Linked DNA regions of Homo sapiens: region 1 is linked to region 2. Evidence: chromatin loops called from intact Hi-C (ENCODE). Cell type or tissue: CD14-positive monocyte. All regions are shown on one strand.

What was found. Hi-C counts contacts between places; a loop is a spot of excess contacts. Peaks named below come from ENCODE experiments on the same cell type or tissue, not always from the same donor. Only the 100,000 strongest peaks of a DNase experiment are listed, where the experiment ranks them.
Region 1: a loop joins it to region 2, with 3 times the contacts of the local background. A loop is called at or near these places in 1 of 110 quality-filtered maps.

Annotation. Positions count from the first base shown.
Region 1 is chr9:134,371,888-134,374,387 of GRCh38, reverse strand. All of the region lies in intron 1 of RXRA (retinoid X receptor alpha), which reads right to left. Among named protein-coding and RNA genes, the nearest start is that of MIR4669, 6.3 kb to the left of the region's middle. RefSeq lists an enhancer at 1,162-1,687. In CD14-positive monocyte, a CTCF peak has its summit at 953; DNase peaks (open chromatin) are centred at 877, 1,327 and 2,387; H3K4me3 peaks cover 1,958 bases; H3K27ac peaks cover 2,500 bases.
Region 2 is chr9:134,242,442-134,244,941 of GRCh38, reverse strand. No RefSeq gene overlaps it. Among named protein-coding and RNA genes, the nearest start is that of LINC02247, 52 kb to the left of the region's middle. RefSeq lists an enhancer at 884-1,003. In CD14-positive monocyte, no CTCF peak of the experiment used is centred here; a DNase peak (open chromatin) is centred at 971; H3K4me3 peaks cover 697 bases; H3K27ac peaks cover 796 bases.

The DNA.
Region 1 (2,500 bases), 130 kb before region 2:
CCACCCTCAGGCCGGGAGCAGCCCACACTGCGGAAGTGGCAGTGACCACCAGGTTGGCCTTTCCTCATCCATCCCACAGGTGGTGAGTGCCAACCACCACCCAGGCTCAAGCTCCACTGGGGCACAGCGGCCGCCGCCTGCGGATCTGGGTTTGAGTCCTGGCTGCATCGCTCTCGGCTGGGTAGGGCCTTGGGCATCTGACTCAACCTCGCTGGTTCTAAACGTCCTTGTCCCCAGAAAGGGGATGGCACCCTCACCTTTAACTCCCGGAAGCCGTGACGATTAACCGACACCACAGACAGCCACGTGGACAGCCACCTTCATGCACCACTCAGAGAGCACTTGCCCATCAGGCGACTGCTTCCCCCGTCGAACCCAGGGCTACAAACAGGCAGAGAAAAACCAGGCTGGGAGGCCAGGTGAGGTGGCGCACTCCTGAAGTCCCCACTACCCGAGAGGCCGGGGCGGGAGGATCACTTGAGCCCAGGAGTTCACGTCTAGCCTGGGCAACAAAGCAAGACTCTGTCTCTAATTTTTAAATTTTTAATTAAAATAAATTAGAAAACAAAGGTGGGCCCTGCCCAGGGGCACCCAGTCCAGAGTCAGAAAGACAGCCTTTTCCAGGAACCTGGCTATCGGCTGGTAATGTGGCAAGGTGGAGGAGACATCAAGGGGGGCTTCCTGTGGGAGGTGCCACTCACCTCCCTCCAGCTACAACCCAGTAGGCTCCGACACCTCCCCATGCCAAACCCTGGCCTCTCTGTGGATAGCTGGGGGATGGGACAGACCTGCACATGTGTCTACCATAAGGAAGGTAGGCCCAGGGAGGGTGATAGACAGGAAGATCTGGGTCAAAAAAACCCACACCACCTCGTGGCCAAGGACCGCAGCACACAATGCTGCTTCTCTGGGCCGCAGTATTCTCATCTGGAAAATGGGCCAACGGCCTGGGAAAACACAGGGTTGGAGACCACACACGAGAAGGGCTGAGCGCAGGGCCCGGCACACAGCAGCAGGCACAGAGCTGTTAAAGACAGTCGGGCGTGGACCACAGTTCCTGGCAGACGGCAGGTGCCCATAACTCAGTGCGTCTCGGTGGCCATGCCCTTCCTGTTACTGCCATTCCTAGCCCAAGAACAGCACCAAAGGCTGGTCTCTGGGACCCGAGTCCTTCATCCCACCCGGGCCCCAGACACTTCCGCCTTACCAGAAAGCATGGCTCCTGACCACCCCCAGCTCTGTGGCCACTTGGCTGTGTGGCCCAGCCCAGCTCCTCACCCTCTCTGGGCACCCGCTTCCTCATCCATAACGGACTGGTCTCCAGGGCCCCTCCCCTGCTGACGAACCCGGGGCAGACGCCACAGCCCAGGCCAGGCTTGACCACAGGTTCCTGGAATGCCAGGCCCCACCCAGCAGGCAGGAGGGTCTGGCCTACCGCAGCTCTGCAACCAGGAAGGCTGGGTCTCAGCCCCTCTCCTGCTGCCCCTTCACCAGAAAGCCAGATTCCAGATCTCAAGCAGCTCCGCGCCCAGTCCAGACCAGAGAGCCTGAGCTACCGCCTGGGGTCACACAGCCTACAAGGGCAGAGCCAGGACTCGCCTGCCCCACAGGAGCACACGCCCTGCTGGGCCCTGTGCTGCCACCCTCTGAGGTGGTAGAGTCCCGGGAAGAGCAGGGTCTCACAGTCCAGCACCTGGACACAGTTCCTCTGCCTGCTGGGGGCCCCAAGGCGGGTCAGTGGGCCTCTCTGATCCTCTGTCTCCTCTAAACTAAGCCTAATAACACCCACCCCATAAGATGATGGGGAGGCCTCCGTGATGCCCTCTGAGGTGACGGGGAGGCCTCCGTGATGCCCTCTAAGCCGTGTGCCTGGAACCCAGTGATAACAAATCAATTCTGCAATGGGTCCAACCACTGTCTCCCCTCACGGGACAGTCCCAGGGCCAGGCCTCCTCCAGCCAAAGGAAGAGGGACCCTCGCCTGCGGCCCCCACTCCACACCATCTCCCATAATCGGCCCAGGACGGGTCCATGCTCCAGCCCCAACAGCAAAGCCAGCATCCAGGAGGCCCTCAGCTGAGGCCCTGGCTGCGGCCCTCCACCTCCCCAGTGGGCGCGTGTCCTGCCACACTGCCAGGCGCCTTCGGCCTACCTGGCTCTCCCTCTCCCTCCCTACGCCCTTCTGCCTCTACAAGCGGCACTGAGACTGGATGGCCGGGCTTCAAACCCATCCTCACCCCTCTCCACACCTCAGTTTCCCCTCCATAAATGGGGAAGTAGCAAGGATCCCGTGGGCCCAGACTAATGTCACCCTGCCTTGACGTCACTCCCTCGAGGTGGCCTCTCCTCCCCTCCCCAGGGAGGGAAGTGGGGCCTGAGCACCCCACAAGGGAGGCCCAGGCTGGGCCTGGCACCCAGTCCTGCACCAGGCTGGCAGGATGTTGGGAAATGCACAGGCACTTATTTCAACACCGCTGGCCACGTCACAGACGGGTTTCAAC
Region 2 (2,500 bases):
TCCCTGGACCTAGCCTGCTTAGCCTGTGGAGAGCTTCTATCTGGGGTTTGTTTTCTTTCATCGATTTTGGAAAATCCTCAGCCATTCTATCTTCAAACATTGCTTTTTCCCTATCCTCTCTCTTTCTCTTTCTCTCTCTCTCCCTCCTAAAATTCCTGTTACCTGCATGATGGAGCTGCTCCCCAGACCCCATGTGTATGGCATGCTCTGTCTGTTTCTTATCCTTTTCTACTCACTCTGTTTCTTCCTAGTTTTTTTCCTGACTTATCATTTCACTTTATTAAAACTCTATTTCCTAGCCTACTGTTAAGCCTGTCTATTAAGTTTCTAATTTTAATCATTGCATTTTTCTAGAATTTCCATTTTGTAATAGATTCCAGTTGTCTAGCAAAATTCTCTGTTTTATCATCCATTTGCTCGAATAATAATTTGAAAGCCCATCTGTGATGCTACCAATAGCTGAGCAGTCTGTGGGGCTGTTGCTGTCATCATTTTTTTTCTCTGGGTCCTGTTTCTTGGTTTTCCTTGACATTTGTGAAGGCTTGGCTATACCTCTGGTTCCCTTTCATAGCGATTAAGCTTCCTGGCATCCCGGCTGAGAGCCTGGAGCGTCTTCTAGAGCTTCTCCTCCTTGGCAAGTCCTAAGCTCTCATTCTGGGCTACCTGACACTCTAGAAATTCTGACACCTCAGTAGCTTTCTTCTGGGCTTCTTAGCTTCTTGCTCTGCACACGTTCATCCACCAAACAGCTAGAAGGGAAACCTCTGAGCATCAAACTCACTTATTTTCACCACCTTTCTCCCCAGGATCTTCAGATCGCCACTCAATTTTTGGCTACCTTGACAGGTCCAAACTCCAGTGTCAGCCCTGTGAAACTCCGCTGGCTTCCCTTCCTCTTCACGGGTGTTTATGGTCTCTTGTCTTGCAGCAGGAGTTGGGAAATCCCCTGAATGAAAAGCGAGCAACAGCGTTGGCTCATCTCTCCGCGGTTCCCCTTTTGCTGAGATCTCAGCCCTTTGAGTCCCGATTGGCTCAGCTGCTCACCAGTGTCTTCAAAAAGAGCATTCGTATTTTACCCAGCTTGTCTACGTAGTGATCTATGCTGGCTACTTCATAACAGCCAGAAGCAATAGTCATTAAGTGGTATTTTAATTAACTATATTGGCATTTTATATATATATATATACACACACACACACACACACACACATACGCACACTATGTTCAGCACTACAGAGTCCAAATACAAGACACTTTTACCAAGTATTTTATTTGTAAAGGCATCCCAAAGGTAAGATGTCAACACGCAAGATTGGAGTGTGGAGGTGACGCTCATCCAACTTCTTTATTTCTTTTTTTTTTTTTTTTTGAGACAGACTCTTGCTCTGTCACCCAGGCTGGAGTGCAGTGGCATGATCTTGGCTCACTGCAACCTCCGCCTCCCGAGTTCCAGTGATTCTCCTGCCTCAGCTTCCTGAGTAGCTGGGATAACAGGCACACGCCGCCACCATGCCTGGATTTTTTTTTGTATTTTTAGTAGAGATGGGTTTTCGCCATGTTGGCCAGGCTGGTCTCAAACTCCTGGCCTCAAGTGATCTGCCCGCCTCAGCCTCCCAAAGTGCTAGGATTACAGGCATGAGCCACCGCGCCCAGCCTATATTTCTGATTATAAAAAAATTGCAGCAATGGTCGCCATGGTCCACGCATCAGCCAGCGCCTGCTGGGCTTTACACAGCTCTCCTGTCTCCCTCACAGCAAGTCCAGGGGGAGGGTCTAGGAGGCCCCGTTGGGAAGTGACACTCGGGATTTGAGCTCTGGCATGCCTGAATCCCTGAGCCGCTGCGTCCTCCTGGCTCCCTGCAGGAAGATTTCTCCCATGCTGTTTATTTTCAGGATGGTCCCTGAAACGTAAGGGACCCGACAGCCACCACGGCGAGGAAGGCGCAGAAGGGGCAGCACGGAGCCGTGAGCCACAGAGATGCTGCAGCCTGGACCAGCCATCATCAGACAGGCGTGTGCCGTCAGCGCTCAACGTGTGAGAAAGCACAGAGCCAGGCCCTTCCCAAGACCCCACTATGAACCCGATTGCTTCGGCCTGGCTGCCTTCCTCCAAAGGGGTGCAGGCGGGGCCCACGGGACCCCAGTTCTCTAGTCTCGCCTGACTCTAGGCAGAACTCTAGTGGCTCTGATCTCTGGGCAGAACTGACTCAAGAGCCACTGAAGAGACCTTCGCCTGGGGTCCTAGACTGGGCTGCAAGGAGTCTTTGAATCTCTTGAGATTGTGCACTAAGTATTTACCTGCACGCATTTTTCCAGGAAGAGGGCCTGCGGCTTGCATCATATCCCCACCGTGGTCTGTGACCAAGAAAGTAGTCAGCATCTTTAGGCTAGAGGAGGCGGGAGCCCCGGATTCCAATCGCAGTTCTCCCTGGCTGTGTGAGCTTGATTTGTCCTTTCTCTCTCTGAGCCCTGATTCTGCCTCTTTTCTGCAAGGACCTTG